Regions from separate parts of the Homo sapiens genome. Here region 1 is linked to region 2. A link is a loop called in an ENCODE intact Hi-C map of the cell type or tissue named here. Cell type or tissue: heart left ventricle. All regions are shown on one strand. Links, peaks and the distances in the headings refer to the core of each region. The heading gives the core; the rest is flanking DNA. Region 1 has its middle 15 kb from the start of LINC02864. Region 2 overlaps LINC02582 (long intergenic non-protein coding RNA 2582).

Region 1 (10,551 bases), core at 887-8,886, 55 kb after region 2:
TCCCCCCAAGCAGAGTTGACAGGAAGCTGTGTTCCAGACACATGTAGCCAAAAACACAGGGCTCCATCTTACCCCGGCTCCCACGCTCCAGCTATAAAATCTCTGCAGGAGGGCAGGTAAGCAGCATTTGTATCCTGCCAAATTCTGTGTTGTGTTGCAGAAGCTCCTCAGGTAAGAGTGGCTGAAAGATTTTGGGCTCCCTTCCTCTAATCAGTTCATACTTTAGAGTGGAAGCATAGCAGGTCAAGAATACCGGCCTCCAATAGTCTTTGTTCCAGTTTGCTTGTATAGTACGGTTTTTTTTTTCTTTTTCTTTTTCTTTTTTTTTTTGAGACTGAGTTTCCCTCCTGTTGCCCAGGCTGGAGTGCAATGGCGCGATCTCGGCTCACCGCAACCTCCGCCTCCTGGGTTCAAGCAATTCTCCTGCCTCAGCCTCCCAAGCAGCTGGGATTACAGGCATGCGCCACCATGCCTGGCTAATTTTGTATTTTTAGTAGAAACGGGATTTCTCCATGTAGGTCAGGCTAGTCTCAAACTCCCGACCTCAGGTGATCCATCCGCCTCGGCCTCCCAAAGTGCTGGGATTACAGGCGTGAGCCACCGCGCCCAGCCTTACAGTAGAGTTTCAATGCTGGGGAAGGCAAATTGAGGAGAACTGTTCATACCTGATGAGTGAGGCAAGAGAGAAGCCTGCAGGTACTGTCCCTGCCCCCAGCTCTGGAGCAGAGTTCTGAGGTTTTACATAGCCACAGTGGTAGCCCATAAACATTCCAAGATTCCTTGCTGACCTCAGAGGAACTGCCTTTACTTGAAAGAGAACACAGGAAGGTTCAAAGGCCATGGCCACAGTCATAAACAATGGTTATTTTGATGTAAGCAATAAAATTGCTAGTTCCCCGAGAGCAACAAGCTAAACCATACAGCAGCTAGTTTTTTAACTGACAGAGCCTGGGATAGAGACCGCTCAGTGCCTTCTTGGTTGGAATAATCCTCAAAGACTGGACTTAAAGACTACCTGAGCAAAAATAACTGAATTTAATTGGATTCGCTTGTAGGACAATTTATACCTCTGGACGTTGCTGAAAACAATGGGACATCATTCTACAATTAGTGTAAGCTAACAGCGAGGTGTAATACCAATGGAGGCATAAGGATTAACACAGAGATGAGAGAAAGAGCCTTGCTCTAATCATTGTCATCTGAGGATGAAAATGTCCGAGGCTGCACCATCTGATGAACAATGACATTGGCTGCACACTGCAGAGAATACACATCACTCAAAGAGTCTTGCCAAGGCACTAAACAAATAAAGAAGCAAACAACAACAAACTAGAGGAAGGGGAATGGAAATTAGTAACCAGAATTGCTACAATATATTATTGAAAGTGTCCAGTTTTTTTTAAATTGTGGTTTACACACATCTACACACACACACACGCACACACACATAGACACACACACACAGGAATAAAGAAATGTATGACTCACATAGGAAATAAAAGTAGGCAACAGGAACTGCCTTTGAGAGTGCCCAGATGTCAGGCATGGCAAACAGAAACTTTAAATCAGCTATTATAAATATGTTTGGCCAGGCATGGTGACTCACACCTGTAACCCCAGCACACTGGGAAGCAGAGGCAATGTGTTTACCAGTTATCTTAAATTTTAGACCTATCTATGGTTACCTCAGCGCATGTCACCTTGCACATGGGCAGTGGTTCCATGATGGTCTTACAGCAGAGGGCCACATCTACCTACTGCATATGGCCTCCAGCTCCCAGAGAAAGGCAGAATCAAAGCCCAGAGCTTTTACCTGCTAAGGCAAAAATTCCCTGTTCTTCTGTGTCTATCACTGTACAATCTGTGGTATGCATTGCCATGTACTGCTCAGCACTAACTAACATTCTAACCTCTATCCGGAGAGCCTGCATTTGATTTCAGGGAGTGCATGCATTAAATCAACTTTTCTCATGCCTACACGATAATATAAAATTTCCATGTTTTAATATTAGAAATCAATAAAGAATGTAGTGCAAATTTTGTCATTATTCACATTAAAAACACCCTGGGAGATGACTTTGTTTATTTAATCAAGAGGGAGTTCCGTTGGTGGTCAGCAGACTTACCAAACTGAAACTCTATTTGGACTCACCACTGAAGTATATGCTTGATGCAAAAAATAATTTTCATAAAGCATTGTAAATATATATATATATATATATATATATATATATATATATATATTTTTTTTTTTTTTTTTTTGAGACAGAGTTTCACTCTGTCGTCCAGGCTGGAGTGCAGTGGCACTCCACAGTGCAGTGGCATTCACGGCTCACTGCAGCTTTGACTTCCTGGGCTCAAATAATCCCACCACTGAGGCCGCCTGAGTAGTTGGGACTACAGGTATGCACCACCATGCCCAGCTAATTTTTTTTTAATTTTATTTTTTGTAGAGACGGGCTCTCAATAGGTCGCCCTGGCTACTCTGGAACTCCTGGCCTCAAGTAATCCTTCCACCTCTGCCTCCCAAAGTGCTGGGATTCCAGACATGAGCTACTGCACTCAACCAAAAAATCTGTTTGTTTCCATCAGAGTCAAGTATTTTCAAATTATTTCCAAATTTCTTTAAATATTTGTAAAATTTATATAAAAATTTTTACAAAGTAAATTCTCAGGAATAAACAAAATTTATTTTATTACTTATTAACACTTATTTATATTATTTCCTACTTCTAGTTATGCTATTTCTCAACACATTTTTATTGTACTATTAGTTACGATGCCATTAAAACAAAGGATGTTAATTAAACATTAAAATGAAAAATGAATAAAACATGTCCTACATAAACCTTGTTCCTGAAGTAGTATATATCAATTGCAATTACTTTTGTAGCATTTATAGCAGTAAACGTTATGATCATGCCCCCAAATTTAAAGATTTACATAAATCAATTCTGAAAAGCCAGTATTTACAAATTGTAATCAGTTGTTTCTGATTCCCAACTGTATTATCAGCTTAAGATTTTTGTAATTTTGTCCTATATAACTTCATTAAGCCACCAACTTTCCACTATATGCCTGTAAGAAAATGTGTACATGAATGTATTTGACCACTTGGAATTAGGCGCACATTTGAGATATTGCCATGAACACACCTCAGCTGGATGCTCTGCAGTGACCCCCTCCCCTTAAACCTCCCAAGAAACAAGGGAAATGCAGGACTTTTTGACAACTTACTATGTGCCAGGGAAAATTAAGCATTGTTTTTCTTCCTTCAGTTTTTAAAAGATTCGTGCAAGTTCATTTATTTTGTTTTAAATGAGAAACCCTATTATATATATTGACTTTGAAGAAAAAAAAATTCCCACTACCTGACTACTTTAATTTTTTTAACTTCAAAACAAAATACACTTTTGGTTTCTAATTAATAACGTTGCATTCTGTAATAGAAAATGAGTTAATGAATGAACCCATGAACTTCTTGACAGCGTGGTGTCTCAGCCATACATGTTATCTTCCCTAGGGCGGATGGAGCATGTATGATAAGGCCGTGATTGCCGGAGCACAATTAAACCAGTAAATTGTTTACTAATGGCAGACAGCAGCAGGAGCTAACTTTCTCTGTTAATCATAAGGTTTTGTTTCTACCACGGTACTGTTGCAACATCAGAGTCACCATATAGTTCAATATAAATGCAGTTTCCAAAACGAAGTTTGCTTTACCTTCGATGACTAACTTTTTTATTAGACCCATGGATATGTAGACAAAGCCTAAGCTTTAGAGTAATTCAGATAAAAAGTTTAATGGTTTAAGCAGAAATCACTGTAATTTAGGGGAGAATTAGACTGCATGTTAAAAACCTAGAACAAGATGTGATCACTTTTTACTGCGGAAAACATACCACTGCAAGGTGAGTGGGAACAACCACATTTCACCTTCTGCTGTTAATTTCTATATTCCGATTTCCCCTTTGCAAAGAATGGGAAAACAAATTAGTTAAAATCTTCTGCTTAAAACTGATATTTCCGCCTGTAATTCCAGCACTCTGGGAGGCCGAGGCGGGCGGATCACGAGGTCAGGAGATCGAGACCATCCTGGCTAATGCGGTGAAACCCCGTCTCTACTGAAAATACAAAAAAGTAGCCGGGCGTGGTGGCGGGCGCCTGTAGTCCCAGCTGCTCCGGAAGCTGAGGCAGGAGAATGGCGTGAACCCGGGAGGCGGAGCTTGCAGTGAGCGGAAATGGAGCCACTGCACTCCAGCCTGGGCGACTGAGCAAGACTCCGTCTCAAAAAAAAAAAAAAAAAAAAAAAGATATTTCCTCATGGAGTCTATGTCATTTTTATACGGAGAAATGGAAATATTCTTCCCTAACACCCAGCCATATAACTACATCTACATTTCCTAGAACTCAACAAAAGTCACATCTGATATAAAAATCCTTCCTTCGTCCTTGTCTACATCCACGTTGAAACTGTAAGAATTTCTCAAGACCAGATTACATCAGAGAAATGCTATTTTGGAAAGTGAGGCTGAAAGCATGCCACTTTCTTTTGTTTAATTTCTTCAAATTTCTCCATTGAGGTTTTGTATCATTTTCATTTTCTTCTCCACATTTTTTTATTGTCTCCTGCTTTTTCCTTTTTTTCCCTTAAAAGGTTAATCGTTTTATCTTCATGTCCTTGTATACAACATCTGCCAGTAGTTCTTTCATCAGTAACTTCATTAGACTAACTATAAAGTATTTTAATGTTGTATAATCTCTCCATTGCTTTGCAATCATATAAATATTCCATAATTTCTGTTTGCATTACAGTCAGCTCTTCCTGGGCTCTCATTATGTGTGGTCACTAGTAAACATTGCGTGACATCTAGACTGCTTAATGGGTGCCACTTAAAGCCATGGTGTACTAGATTCTGATCCTGAGCCACCTTAGAGCTGTGACTGTGGTCATGCCCAATTTTCCCGTCACCCAAACGTTGGCGGTTTGCTCTGTTCACGGAGGAAAGACTTCAGCAGTCACACACACTGCTACCACAGCCGTAGAGCCAGGCGACCGCTCATGCCAATGAGAGACAGAGGAACCGCAAGCACAGCATGCTGGATGGGAACCAGCTGCCTCGCCTGCACTCTGTCCAGACAGCTCGGCCAAGAGACAAGCCTCTGTGGTCCCACCTTGCCAGAAGCTGCTCGGAGGTGCCAGAAAATACAGTCTGGGTGCCTACAGGAGTGAAATTCCTGTGAGCAGATTCTGTCCAATGGAAGTCAGAAAACTAAACAAGCCAGGCAGATGAATTCTCCTTCTTTCAGTCCCTGAGGAACTGTTCTGAGATGTAGTCACTTATATTTCATAGAACAAATATATATATATATATATATATTATTTTTTTTTTTTTGAGACAAGGTCTCACTTTGTACCCCAGGCTGGAGTGCCGTGGTGTGATCACAGCTCACTGAAGCCTCAACCTTCTGGACTCAAGTGATCCTCCCACCTCAGCCTTCCCAGTAGCCGGGACCACAGGTGTGCACTACCACACTGGGCTAATGTTTGTATTTTCTGTACACACTGAGTCTGGCTATGTTGCCCAGGCTGGTCTTGAACTCCTGGGCTCAAGTGATCCACCCACCTTGGCCTCCCAAACTGCTGGGATTGCAGGTGAGAGCTCCCATGCCCAGCCAGAACAAATAATTCTTGAACAAGCCAGGGCACTTTGTCAGAATTGGCAGGAACACTGTTAACAATTATACTGTGACAGTAATATAAGTGAATTATCCCAGGCAAGCAAAAATACATGCTAAGCCTTTTCTTAATTTTCTCTGAGCAACTTCTATGAGACCACAGTGCCTCGTGTTTGCCCTCTCTTCCTCCTTCACTGCTTCTCCTTCTCCCTCACCCCTCCTTCCCTGACATTGCACTTCTCCGTGTGGGTGAGGATGGATTTTCCTCAGAGTCTTGGGCTCAGGCAGTTGGTACCAGGAGTGGATGGTCCTTCAGATTTGGTTTGGAGTTGATTATTTCTCATCAGTCTAAAGCCAATAAAACCCCCATAGCTGCTAGAAAGTGGGGTGATGATATCCCTGGAATGCTGAAACAAGCACCTGCTTCCAAAAGTTGGGAGAAGACCTCATGGAGACCCTGAGCCTACCCCCTAGCAGCTCCTTTTTGAGTTCAGTTGCCCAATGCACCTAGGACACACCTGGTAAGGTACAAGGCTTGTTGCTGCTCTTCACACCTCCTGACAGTGAGGAAGACAGGCAGTGTTTGGTCACCTGTTGGAATCTCCCAATCATATATCAAACTTCGGAATTAGATTCTGCTCTGAGATGGTTGTCACTATTGAGTGGGGCCTCCCATGGGATCCAGACTGTCACGAGTTATCCTTACATTCAAGCCATTTGGCCTAATTGATCTTATGGCACTATAAATATTAGGACTATAGATGTCCATGTGAAGATGGACTCCATATGAGGTTTCTGTTGGGTCCCAGTAGGCGACCCCACAAAGCAGATTCTCATTGCAGAAGATTTTTCACCATTTAAAAAATTATTCCTGCCCCTCCTAGAGGCTGAGTGCCTGACCGTGATTCCAAGTGAGTGTGTAACTGGAGATACTGATTGTGAGATGAATTTTATCAGATTCACCTGTTGATTCCTTTAAACAGTAGCAGCTTTCTGAACAAGAAAAAAACATGTAAGATCAGACCAAAGGAGTTCCAGAAATTACACTAAAATGGACAAATGACCCAGGATGCATGGCCGCTCCCTCTGCTCTCTGAATGCCTCACTCTCTTCTGGACCACAAGGGGTTCTTTATGAGCAATTTACAGAGGTTCAAAGTCAATGACACCATGGTTTGAGCCAATTTCACATATTTGTTGGTGTGATGCCTTGACACTATCTGGAAATGAACTACTGTATATCATAACCCCACTGAAAGATTATCTCAAGAAACAACCTTGAAAAAAAAATTCTATTATTCGGTAGAGCTCTAAGCAGTACTCTTCTTTGTTCAAAGGGAGTGAGTAAGCACCTTAGGTAAGGACCCATATGGGATCTGGGAAGCTGGGAAGTGGCAAATGGCTTGGCTGTTTGTTCAGCAGGCTCTAGGAAACAGGACTGGAATACAAGTGATAAAGGGCCTTAGAAAATACTATGTGGGTGGATTTGTGAAAGTAGGGACAAATCTTGGAGCCTCTGTGTCTCATGTTGTAATCCATCAGAGAACACCCATCATGGAGATGCTGAACAAACATGTATAAGAAGGACTTTTGCAATTGAGGTCAGCCAGATCCTGTCTGACTCTGAATGCTATGAATCCACAACAGAGTGGCACTGGAGGCAGAAATAGAGACCGTAGACCTGTGCAGCAGCATGGGACCCTCTCACCTAGGCTAACATACTCAACTAACCACAGCAGAGTGCACTGACTGACACTTAGCTGTTGACGTGACGATATGTTTTGGAGAGATCTATCAACAACCTGGTGGCAAGTTGATTATACCGCAGAGGAAATTGTTGTTTATCCTTATTGAAATCAGCTCATACTCTGGATATAGGCTTTCCTTTCCTACCACAGTGCCTCTGCAATGCTTGATCTATTTGGCATGATATTTGATATATTTGCCTCAGAACCAGAAACCTATTTTGTGGCAAAGGGAGGAGAGAGAAAAATAAAGAGAAAAAGAGGTAATTAATGCAAATTTATTGATATTTATTTACTGATACTTACCAATAATATCTTAGAAAGACATGATTGAATATGTATCAATATCTTATATATGATATTCGATATTAAAAATATCAATAATTGCACAGGGTATCCAGTCCTTATTTGTTGAATTTGTAGCAGAAACCTACAAAAAGTTTACAAAGTAAAATAACAAGGGTTCTTAAAAATCACAATTTGATAGCAAGAATGCAAAGCTCCATGGAAGGACTGAAAAATAAAGTTGCAAAAATCCTGAAGAATGAAACCAAAGTACAGAGATGTCAAATAAAGGTGGACTTTTTCAGGCCAATGCAGGAGGTTTAACATATGACTAACAGAAGTTCCAAAAAAACAAAGAGAATTAAAAAAACCCAAAGAGAAAAAAATTATAAAAAGTAAAATTCCAAGTGCTAAAAGGTATATATATTAAGAAATTGCCTGTTGATAAATCTTATGGATGAAACTAGATCCATAGCAAGTTAATTGTAAAGTCTCAAAAGCTTGGTGTGGGCAAGCGACTCCAACAAGCTTCCAGAAAGAGGATTGTCCAAAGATTCAGCTGTGAAGAGATTTTACATATTGATCATAGTATTGAACACTGAATACTGAATATTGATCCAATCAAAATCATATTGTAGCATGATTAGAAAATTGAAGATGCCAGAAGGGTGTGTGTGTATGTGAGGCAACGGGGGTTGGAGACAGAGAGACCTAAATACATAATATCCTTAATCTGAAGTCAATAAAAAGTAGTTTTTCTTTATACTTTTTGAGAATATTATCCAATAACACTTTCCTGAGGAATTTTTATCTTTCTATTACTTCTAATTTTTATCTTTCTATTACTACCTGGAAGACAACTTTAAAAGATAACACATAATAGTGAAAGTTGGACGTTTGTAATTAAAAGGATCAAAAACGTGTCTTGGTGCTGTCACTCACTCCTGTAATCCCAACATTTTGGGAGGCCAAGGTAGGTGGATTGCTTGAGGCCAGTAGCTCAAGACCAGCCTGGGAAAGATCCAATCTCTCTAAAACAACAACAGCAACAAACAAACAAAAAGAAAAAACAATGTGTTTTGAACAAAGATAAATAACCTTAAAAATAAGGTGGAATCTTTAACAGTGCACTCAAAAATTAAATAATTAAATCCTTAAATCTGATAAAATGGAATGTGCATCATAGCTTATTTCCATAAATACTATTGGAAGTAATGTTTTTAAGTTTGTAACAAGATTTATAGTTATTGAAGATGAATGTATTGGGATCATTGACATTTGAATAATTAGCATTTGAAATTTGCAGCTATTTATATTACAGATAAAATGGGTTTAAAACCAAGTAAAATCCTAAACAAAAAAAAAAGGCAGTGAATCTATTATAGGCGATAGGAAATCTCACTGAAAAGATAATTGTATTAGTCTGTTTTGTGTTGCTATAACAGAATAGGAGCCAAGAATACTCAGACTGGCTAATTTATAAGGAAAAGGAGTCTGTTTTATTCAAGGTTTTGCAGGCTGGGGATTTCGAGGGCATGATCTAGCTTCTAACGAGGGCTTTGCGCTGCCTCAAAACATGGCAGAGAAGGTCAAAAGGGAAGTGGACACATGGGTGGAGGCAAGATCTGGAGTGTCCCAGCTTTACAACAACACTCCTGCTTGGGAAATATCCATTCCCACAAGAACTAATCCTGTTTCACCACAGTGAAAATTAAACCTGGAAGTTTGAAGTTGCAGTGAGCTATGATTGCACCACTGCATTCCAGCCTGGGTGGCAGAGTGAGACCTCGTCGTTAAGAAAAAGAAAGAAGAAAGAAAGAACAAAACAAACAAACAAATAAACATATATAATAATCACACATCATTCATAGACAGGTGCTGTCAGTAATTCAAGGAAAGAAAAAAGACATAAGAAGTAAGATAGTATCTCCTTGAGACTACTAGGCTTTATTTCTAACTTCCTTCACAAATAGTAGTCTCCACTTTTCACTTAGGCGGTTGCCACACTATTGTATGACTGATGTTAAAGAGTAACACAATGATGCGACTCTGATGTCAAAGAGGGATGTGCCATTCATGCTCTCTCTGCTTTGACGTCCATGGGTCATTATGTACCTATGTCCTGGTAACGGACCTCACATTCAATTGATTTTATTTGGGTAAGAGTTTCCTACTTGCTTCCTCTTTTTATTATTTTTAAAGGTAATCTGAAATCTCAATAACATAGGCAAATAAAATATTTAAAAAGCATATGCATATATTTATCAAGTTCAATGAATAAGTAAAACTTTATTTTTAACATACGAAGATGCACAAATTTTGCTCCCACATTTCTTGATAATAAATAAAGAATAGAGGAGACAAGGGATTCAAGACAAACCGGCCCATCTAAGTGGAATTAGGAAAAAGTAAAAGAAAAAACAAAGGCCGGGCACGGTGGCTCATGCCTGTAATCCCAGCACTTTGGGAGGCCGAGGCGGGCGGATCACGAGCTCAGGAGATCCAGACCATCCTGGCTAACACGGCAAAAGCCGTCTCTACTAAAAATACAAAATATTAGCCAGGCGTGGTGGCAGGCGCCTTCCAGTCCCAGTTACTCGGGAGGCTGAGGCAGGAGAATGGCATGAACTCAGGAGGTGGAGCTTGCAGTGAGCCCAGATCGAGCCACTGCACTCCAGCCTGGGCGACAGAGCAAGACTCCGTCTCAAAAAAAAAAAAAAAAAAGAAAAGAAAAAAAAGGAACACTAATATCCCTAACTTATAAAGGGGTCATAAAGAAGCAGCATTTACAGCTGATGAAAGCCGCATCATTTAGCTTAAAACGAAACTGATGGAGAGAATAA
Region 2 (10,551 bases), core at 954-8,953:
AAAATACCCTTGGACAGGTTTCCCAAGAAATTTTCAATCACCCCATAAACAAAGAGACTTTGACAATAATTCTACCTATTGGCTTTATATCTGATGTTATTTTCTAGATTGCTACATAGAGGTGGATTAAGGATTATGTGTCTAACAGTGATTTATAAGTTGAACCTAACACATCATTCTTAAAATTCAACTAATGTCATCCCTCAGAAGTTGCAATAAAATGTCCTTTGCATTTGATATTATTTTGATACTTGATTTTGGTACTCCAGAAGTACTAGTATGGCACAAATACTATTCCGGTGTAATATTATAGCATGAATTCTACTTTAAACTATTTTTTGATATTTGTTATTGTAAAATATTTAAATGTTAAGTAACAGTAAAAAATTATGATTACTTTTAATCTTATTCATAAATCACTATTATGAATGAGCAGGTGGATAGTGCCCTGGATTTTTATATCCATTTACAGACACATATTTGGTTATAAAATATAAGAACATGCTCTCTGAATTATCTCAAAGTTTTTTTTAAAAAGTACATTGCATATACATTTTCCCATCTGTATATGGAAATGTATTTCATTCTTTAAATAACTGCAGACTATGACCTATTACGTGCAGGTATTCATTTATACATGTATACAAATTACTTTATGTAACAAGACATTTTAGATTGTTTCCAATTTAAAAATATTATTGTAAATAATGCTGTAAAGAACATTCTCCTGCTTAATTTTTGTCTGTTTCTACATGATAATTTCCTAGAAGTAAAATTTCTAGGTCAGAGGATATAAAAAAAGTGTATATATTAATATTATTAGTGATCTATTTTATGCTAAAATTGTTGAGCCCATTTATAATCTCAGCTGTAATATATTTTTCAAAATCCTGCTTTCAATAAGCTTACTATGACTATAATTCTTTTTGTTGTTGTTGTTAGGGTATCTCATATTGCTCTGATTCTCATTTACTGGATTAATTCCACATTGTTTAGAAGATATTTTGCATAATCGCAGTCCTTTGAAATTTGTTGAAACTTTGGCTTATCATCTTGGTAATTTCGGAAAATGTTCCATTAACACTTTTAATGAATGTGTATTCTGAAATTATTGGTACTACAATACTTCTTATTCTTGAGTCAAGTTTATAAGTATTATTATCAAGAATAAGAATACTTCTTATCCTTGAGTCAAGTTTATTCATTGGTATCATGTCTCCTTTGATTTAATATATCCTTTCATTTGAGAACTGAGTCAAAATTGCCAACTATGGTCCCCAAATACCTTTTGGAATTGATAGTTTTTTTTTGGTTTTAAATATTTCAAGTAAATATTTATAATTATGTATGTATGTATGTATTTATTTATTTATTTATTTTTTGAGACAGAGTCTCACTCTGTGGCCCAGGCTGGAGTGCAGTGGTGCGATCTCAGCTTACTGCAACCTCTGCCTCCCGGGTTGAAGCAATTCTTCTGCCTCAGCCTCCCAAGTAGCTGGGACTACAGGCGTGCACCACCATGCCAGGCTAATTTTTGTATTTTTAGTAGAGACAGGGTTGCACCATATTGGCCAGGCTGGTCTTGAACACCTGACCTCATGATCCGCCTGTGTCAGCTTCTCAAAATGCTGGGATTACAGGCATGAGCCACTGTACCTGGCCAATACTTATAATTATTTTACTGGAAGATTGACCGTGTTTTAGTTGTACAATGTCTTCATAACTCCAGTATTTTTCATTTTTACCTTCAACTCTACTTTTTCTGATAAAATATATCAGGTATTTTAACCATATTTCAGCTAATGTTTGCATAGTATTTCTTATTCCAGTCATAACTTTCATCTTTTTTGTACGCTGATTATTAAAATGTATACAATTCACATATCACAGGTTTTAAAATTCAATCTGACAATCTGTTTTTTAATTGAAGTATTTTATCTATTTATAGTTAATGTAATGACAAATACAGTGTGTTTAGATCTATCATCTAGTATTTCTTTTCAATGCTCTTTAACTTTCACTTTCATTCTTTTTTTTCTTTCAGACATTTTATTTTGAATAAATAAAGAAAAAGCCAATTTTCTTTACTTTTTATTATCCTTTAGTTATATATTTATAAGGCCGCGGTCATGGTTAGTAGTTTTTTGTTTTTTTTTTTTCATGAAGGTATGGTATCTTTATTTCATTGTTTTTGGATTTTTTTACATAGATTTGTTGACCCTGCTTTAGTTTGTGGCCCTTTGTGACTCTGGGGCTTGATACTGTTCAGATGTTTTAGAAACTTATTGATCATGATCAGATAGTGTTTCTGATCTATTCTCTCCTCGTTGCTCTTCTTGGATTCCAAATTTACGCTATGTTCCATCTATCTCTTCTGCTGTCTTTTATATTTTCCTACTACTCTACTTTTCATAATTTACTCATGTCTAGGCACTGAACATCCTTTTTTTTCCTCCCATGCATTTTGAGCCCAGTGAAAACTCTAATTAGCTTCTTAGACTCAGCTGCTGCTTTCTGTTAGGCTTCTCAGCCTCTAGGCTCCAAGAAATTTGCAGATACACTGAGGGAAATGTGGCACCAAATATTGGGCTTCCATGGCTGTACTTGCCAACTTTGGCATCTTCACTCTCAAGGTTGTCTGCCCTGGGAGCCAAGAATTGTAATTTTTGTCTCTGCAGTGCTGTGCAACTCCCGATAGCCCTCATCAGCTTTTGTCCTGGTAGCTGCTACCTTTTTCTCTTACCTATTTCTCAATCAAATAAAGAAAATTAATGTAAGAATTCTGAGTCATAGCTCCTTGTATCACATCAACAGTGATTACAATTTTTAGCTCATGAAGAAAATTACCATGATTGCTCTCCTACAAATAATTCATTATTCACTTATTTTTCAGGACACTTACAGGAGATCTATATTTGGCTAAAATTTTGCTAATTTTTCTACTTTATAAAAAAGATTGTCAACTTGAAAAATATCAGTTCTTGGAATATCTTCAAAATTTGTCAAGTTCAATTGATTTTTTGAAGTGTTTCATTTATCCTGGAATCTTATATTATTTCAGGTACAATAGATTATACTTTACGGTTGAAAACATTTTTTTTTATTTTGTATTACTCCATATAGCGTTCTGCCTGCCACAGAACAGTTATTTCTTCATAATTGATTTCTTTTCTTTTTTTTTTTTTTTTTTTGAGATGGAGTCTCGCTGTCGCCCAGGCTGGAGTGCGGTGGCGCGATCTCGGCTCACTGCAGGCTCCGCCTCCCAGGTTCACGCCATTCTCCTGCCTCAGCCTCCCGCGTAGCTGGGACTACAGGCGCCCGCCACCACGCCTGGCTAATTTTTTGTATTTTTTTTTTAGTAGAGACGGGGTTTCACCGTGTTAGCCAGGATGGTCTCGATCTCCTGACCTTGTGATCCGCCTGCCTTGGCCTCCGAAAGTGCTGGGATTACAGGCATGAGCCACCGCGCCCGGCCCATAATTGATTTCTTTAGAGCCATCATCATATTCTTACATTAACGTACTGGTAAGGGAAATTTTTCCACTTCTCAAAAAGATTTTAATCAGTTGTTATTTTCAGTTAAAAATAAACATAACTTTTATAAAGATTAAGAAAATAGCATAAATCACTGGCACATAGAGAAACTTTCATATAACTATAAATATTAAAATATGCCCTATATTGAATCTTGTTGTGCTTGTTCAGTCATATTCTAAGTAACAGTATTAACTTAAGAAGAGGGATTCCATGTTTTCTGGGCCAGTTTTGCACAATTTGTGCCTCAAAGTTTGCCTGCATGGAAATGCCAGCTAATTTTTTCACTGCAAAGTTTTCATAATCTGCTATTTGGATGAAAACTAACAGCATATATCACCTTATTTTAAAATACAAAATGTCGCATTGATAAAACATCCTGTTCTAGTTTCTATTGCCACTTAACACACCATCCTGAATTTAGGAGCTTAAAACTGTGGTGAATGTATTCTTACGATTTTGTGGGTTAGAAATTGAGGAAGGTCTTGGCAATTTCCTTGCTCTAGTCTGGTGTTAAATGGTTTTCTGCTGATAGCAGGGGGGCAGGGCCACATTGTTCAAGATGATTCCACCGACAGGCTTGCTACCTCTACCTCGGTGGGAAAAGGTAACCCTGATTGCTATCTCTCTCCCTCCATGTGGCTTCTGGGCTGCTTCATGAGGGTTCTCTAATAGAGCAGTCATATTCTCTACATGACATTTCTAGGCTTGAGAGCAGCATGGGAACTGCCACTCTTCGAAAAGGCTATCCAGAAACGGTGTACCACTCTTTCCATTTTACCTTAGTATCAGAGAAGTCACAGGCAAGACCAAATTCAAGGAGAACAGAAATAGATCCCACTTTTTAATGGGAGGATTGTTAAATAAATTATATGTATTTGTTTAATACAATGCTGTATAAATCAGCATTATTACTAATACTATTAATGCTAACAAATATATCCACTGCATTTTCTCATGATTTTTAAACCTTTTCTCTAAATGCATACCAACAGGAAGGCTATTGAATTATTACTATGTTGAGCCCAAAGCCATTTTTTTGGAAATTATAATAATTTCTTCCTGATTGTTATGAGCATTTTTATATTATCAGTAATTCAAACGTGACCCACCTGTTTTTTCTAAGTGCTTCCTATGGTTTGATTATTTGAGATATTATAATTTGTTTCCTGAATTTATTTTTCATATTTCACACCAAGAAGGCATTCCATAGACATTTCTTTTTTTTTTTTTTTTTTTTTTTTTTGAGACAAAGTCTCGCTCTGGCCCAGGCTGGAGTGCAGTGGTGTGATCTCGGCTCACTGCAAGCTCCGTCTCCCAGGTTCATGCTATTCTCCTGCCTCAGCCTCCCAAGTAGCTGGGACTATAGGCACCCACTACCATGCCCGGCTAATTGTTTTGTATTTTTAAAAGAGATGGGGTTTCACCATGTTAGCCAGGATGGTCTCGATCTCCTGACCTCGTGATCGCCCACCTCGGCCTCCCAAAGTGCTGGGCCATAGACATTTTAGCAAATAGCATTTATCCCATCATTCTTCTTGAGATTTTGTGTCTTGTTTGGTTTGGTTCTATAGATTTACAGAAAAGATGATAATATGGGATTATGTGATATTTGTGTAATACTATTAAATCAAAGAACTGATAAGCCAGTGACCAGAATGAGTTAAATTGTTGCCTAATAAACTTCACTTACATGAGGGAGTAGTTAATAAATGGAATAATTCTGAAGACCTATAAAATTAGTTGGGAGAACTAGATACATATGCAGATTGGACTAAGGCTAAATTTATAATGAATGTTCCCTGGAAAAGCAGATAGACATTGGAGTTAGGTATATATTTAGAAATGAAAATATTCCTATGGTATTTTTATGTGATTAAAAAATACAGAGCTTCAACTGGAAATCTTCTATTTTATAATAATTTGCCAGATTATAGAAAACAACTATCAGAAGTAAAACATGTATAATATCTACAGGGATAATTAATTTCTTAAGAATATATTTCAAAGCCACATCACTGTAATATTGATGCAAAGCAGAATTCTTGGGGAAAAAAACCATCAAATATTTGCATCTTTATCACATCATCACTTTGATCACTGAATCACTGTCAGCTGATATATCTAGCTAATGATGGAACTTCTGTGGAGGTCCTCCAATTTAGAGATTTTTCTGAGAAAGGGGAACAGGAGATTCTAAATTCTTAATAAGGTCAATCCAATTATTAACATGAAAAAGAATGACTGTTCAACCTAATCAGGAAGCATATTCTAGTATTATAAAAGTTTCTTAGAGCATACACACACACACACACACACACACACACACACACACACACACATATGTAGCCCCATTAGTAAGCTTCTAATAAAAGAGTGAAAAAATAGTAGAGCTAATTTAATGGGGAAAACCAAATGAAGAATGTAAGATCATGTACCCTTAACAGATGTCCTAATTAGATGTCATTAAGGAGACTATTCGGTGAATTAAAATTGAGCCTTTCACTTACTACCAAAAATATATCTATATCGTTTAATTTAAAATGGAGCTGTTATATAGGCTGAAATACCCACCTGTGAAATAGGAAAGTAGGTCTGAATTGTCTGGAATCGGTCTGTCATGCTCATTACAGTTCTAGGTCACTAAGGGGACATTGGATATCTAACACTACTAACTGAAATTTTTAAATGGAGAATAAGGCAAACTAGTTTTCACAAAGGTTCATGAAGATTTATAAATAGTTCACAAGGTCTTTGAGGATGTTTTAAAATTTGTTCTTTGATACAAAATAAAGTATTACATTATACAGATTTTTTTTTTCATTTTTAATGGTAACTTCCTGTGGAAACACATTTTGAAAGAATAATAATTTAGTTTTTCAGGCCAACATTTCTCAAACTAGGAAGTAAGCCATAAACCCGTTAAGCCCTCTGGGATATTGGAGGCATGTATTTTTCTTTTTAACAAAGATTTTTATAATATTCAAGCGTGACATACAAAGCAGCGATTAATGCATTTTTCCCCCTGCTGCTTAGTTAGTGCTATACAGAGAAACACGTGATGAACATCGGAATGGTATTAGTGTTCCTAATAATATTTACCTATATTTACTAATAAATTTCTTGTAATTAGATACAAGAATGACAAAATATAGTAGCAAAACTCGAAACCTTAGCCGGGCACGGAGGCGCATTCCTGTAGTCCCAGCTACTTGAGACCTGAGGTGGGAAGATTGCTTGAGCCAGTAGATGCGTTACTATGTTGCTGAGGCAGGCCAGCCTGTGCAATATAGCAGTAGATCTCTTAAAACAAGACAAAAAATACTTCCTAATCTTGTAAATGTGTTTATAGAATTCCCTTTTGTGTTCAGTCCACCTGTTCTTGTCCGTTTGGCTAATGTCCAATTGACTTTTGTTAAATTCTCTAAGGGAAGGCTCCCCATTTAACCAATCAGAATAGGTGAGGCCCAGGCATCCTTCCATTCCATACCTCCAACCTGGTGCCTCACCTAGGATCCAATGATGCTTCTGGGGGATTACACAAAAGGAGTCAAATTGGGGAAGATTTTAGGATAAAGTTGTATTGCTATAAAGCAGTAATAAACTCTACAAGTGTGAGAACATAAAAAGCAGAGAGATCTGAGAAAGAATGAATCTCCTTAATCCTGAAGGTATAAATATTTTATTTATATAATCCCTAAATCTCCTAATACATCGCATTCAATATGTGTTTAAAAGAGTAGATTCCTGTGCTGATTAACAAACATACCTATGGTTGACTGATGAGCCATTGAACTTAGAGGTCCGCTTTACATCATGTGTGATTATGATACCCCTTCTAACGTACAGAAAGTTCTTTCTCCGGGAATCAGTTTGTCAATATATGTAACCAATTATTAAATGGAGCAGGACTCCAAGCACTAGCAGGGCACCTCTCTTTATTTTTCTATAATCACATTCTTTAAACTTGCTCTTTCCAAGTGTCCTTCACTACCATTTAACAGCATCTGGGTGTAACTAAAACTTTCTTTTTAATTTCAGGACTCATTATCTTTCAGAACGACTTTCTTACCTCCTCTTCACAAACTTTCTCCCCTTCTCCCAGCTCAGATCTGGCTCTGCTGGTATTGCTGGCTCTCACTTTCCTTCTTGCTCTTCAGTTTCTCCTTGAACAACAAATCTTCAAGGTCTCTAGGGAAGAAGGAACAGACTTCACATAAAAGACAAAATAAGTTTTTATTTGATAGGTGTAAAATGTATTTTTCTTAGTTAACAACCACAAGGAATAGTTCAGAAGTCAATATTTCTGGGTCCCTCAGGAGCCAAAGCACTTGATTTTAATGCAGTTGAATTTATGTTAATGTCCTTTCATACAGATTGCAATTTTTTTTTTACTTAAGAAATCCTATCTAAGGTTGTAATGATATGTTTCCACATTGCTTTTGAAAATGTGTTTTGCAATGGATTTTTAATATACATTAATAGGCATTAATTTTGACACTGGTTCGATTTTTTTTTTTCCATGTGGATTCTGAATTGACCCAATAACACTCATTTTATAGGCCGTATTTTTCTACTCACTTGAAATCCAAGCCTTGTCATTAATCAAAGCTTAATTTGTGCTTTGTTCCTTTTGGACTCTTTATTTTTCCATCCATTTGACTATTCCTGTTCTAATACTCCATTATCTTAATTCTTAAACAATGACACGTTAATTCTTGATAGAGATTCAGAAAAATCACCTCATCTTGTTTTATTCTTAGTCATTTGCATTTCTACATACATTTAAAAATATTCCTGTCAATTTGTATGCAATCACACACACATTTCACACTTGTGTGCATGTATTTTCACAAGATTTTTTATGGGAATTGCATTGGATCTATACATCAATTTGATTAGAAGTCATATTTTTAGAGAAAGGGAAAGAGGTGTGTGTCTAATATATATACAGAGAGAGATTATGTAAGTAGTAGGCTCACTGAATTTGGGAGACTGATAAATTCAAAATCTGCAGGCCAGGCAGCAGGCTGGATGCGTGCTCAAGGAAGAGTGGATGTCACAGCTGGAGTCCAAAGGCCCTCTAATTGTCAGGTTTCCCTCTTCCTAGGGGAGGTCTGTCTCTTTCTTAAGCCTTCAACTGATGGCATGAATCTCACCCATGTTATGGAGGGTACTATACTTTTCTCATATTCTACTTATGTGTTAATTTCATCTAAAAATACCTGCCCAGCAACATGTAGACCTGTTTCAACAAGTATCTGTGTACTATGGGCTAAACAAGTTTACACATAAATTAACTATCCTGTATAATATGGTTTGGCTCTGGGTCCCTACCTAAATCTAACCTTGAATTGTAGTAATTTTCATGTGTCCTGAGAGGGACCCAGTGGGAGGTAACTGAATCACGGGGGCGGGTCTTTCCCATGTTGCTCTCCGTTAGTGAATAAGTCTCACGAGATCTGATGATTTTATAAATCATCAGATTTATAAAAGCTCTCTCTTGCCTGCCACCATACAAGACGTGACTTTGCTCCTCCTTTGCCTTCTGCCATGATTGTCAGGCTTCCCCAGCCATGTGGAATTGTGAGTCTATTGAACTGCTTTCCTTTATAAATTGTATTACGTGACTTTGCTCCTCAGGTATGTCTTTATTAGCAGTGTGAGAACAGACAAATACACAGTATATGGTTATATATAGTTTTATATGGATATAGTTGTATAACTGTTAAACCTTATAATTACATACAGCTGAATATTGTATTTCACACACACCTACCTGTAAAACTACATACGTTTTTTTAAAACAAGATTTTTATTTTGCTCTACCTTCTTCATGAGTTCTAATAACCTATCAGTCAACTTGTTTTTTATATGAACAAGCATGTTATCTATAAAGATGTTTGATTTATTACTTTTCAATCATTTAATTACACAGTTATAAGAGATATAATTGACTTATTCCTGATCTTTAACAAATAAGATTTCAATTTTACCACTAATTTATGACATTTGTTATGGATTTTTTGTGATAACCTATTTTAGTCTAAGGGATCTTTCTTCTAAATTTAGTTTATATGTTATTTTAAATAATTTATTCCAAGTTATATTAAATCCTTTTCAGCACCTACTGAGGTAATCTCTATTATAATTTGATAATATCTTGAATTAGTGAATTTGTTCTAATAATATACAATCTTGCATTCTTGATAGGAAACTAATTAGTTTTAATATATTACCAATTTATTATACATTGCTGGATTCATCTTACTAACTTATGTTTAAGATACTTTTCATGTGCGTCCATGTGAAGAGGCCACCAAACAGGCTTTGTGTGAGCAACATGGCTGTTTATTTCACCTGGGGGCAGGCCGGATGAGTCCGAAAAGAGTCAGCGAAGGGAGATAGGGGTGGGGCCGTTTTATAGGATTTGGGAAGTTAATGGAAAATTACAGTCAAAGGGGGTTGTTCTCTGGTGGGCAGGGGCGGGGGTCACAAGGTGCTCAGTGGGGGAGCTTCTGAGCCAGGAGAAGGAAATTCACAGGGTTAATCACTCAGTTAAGGTGGGGCAGGAACAAATCACAATAGTGGAATGTCATCAGTTAAGGCGGGGCAGGGCCTTTTCACTTCTTTTGTGATTCTTCAGTTACTTCAGGCCATCTGGGCATAAACATGCAAGTCACAGGGGATGCGATGGCTTGGCTTGGGCTCAGAGGCCTGACATTCCTGCCTTCTTATATTAATAAGAAAAATAAAACAAAATAGTGTTGAAGTATTAGGGTGGCGAAAATTTTTGGGGGTGGTATGGAGAGAGAATGGGTGATGTTTCTCAGGGCTGCTTCAAGCAGGATTAGGGGCAGTGTGGGAACCTAGAGTGGGAGAGATTAAGCTGAAGGGAGGTCTTGTGGTAAGGGGTGGTATTGTGGGGTTGTTAGAAGAAACATTTGTCATATAGAATGATTGGTGATGGCCTGGATACGGTTTTGTATGAATTGAAAAACTAAATGGAATAAGAGA

Evidence for each region. Hi-C counts contacts between places; a loop is a spot of excess contacts. Peaks named below come from ENCODE experiments on the same cell type or tissue, not always from the same donor. Only the 100,000 strongest peaks of a DNase experiment are listed, where the experiment ranks them.
Region 1: it touches region 2 in a loop (4-fold over the local background); 3 of 110 quality-filtered maps call a loop at or near these places.

What each region holds. Positions count from the first base shown.
Region 1 is chr18:73,274,219-73,284,769 of GRCh38, reverse strand. No RefSeq gene overlaps it. Among named protein-coding and RNA genes, the nearest start is that of LINC02864, 15 kb to the right of the region's middle. In heart left ventricle, for the core only: no CTCF peak of the experiment used is centred there; a DNase peak (open chromatin) is centred at 5,029; H3K27ac peaks cover 212 bases.
Region 2 is chr18:73,329,637-73,340,187 of GRCh38, reverse strand. LINC02582 (long intergenic non-protein coding RNA 2582) reads right to left here. Exons shown (of 3, transcript NR_038340.1): 2 at 7,607-7,723. Among named protein-coding and RNA genes, the nearest start is that of LINC02582, 10 kb to the right of the region's middle. In heart left ventricle, for the core only: no CTCF peak of the experiment used is centred there; no DNase peak of the experiment used is centred there.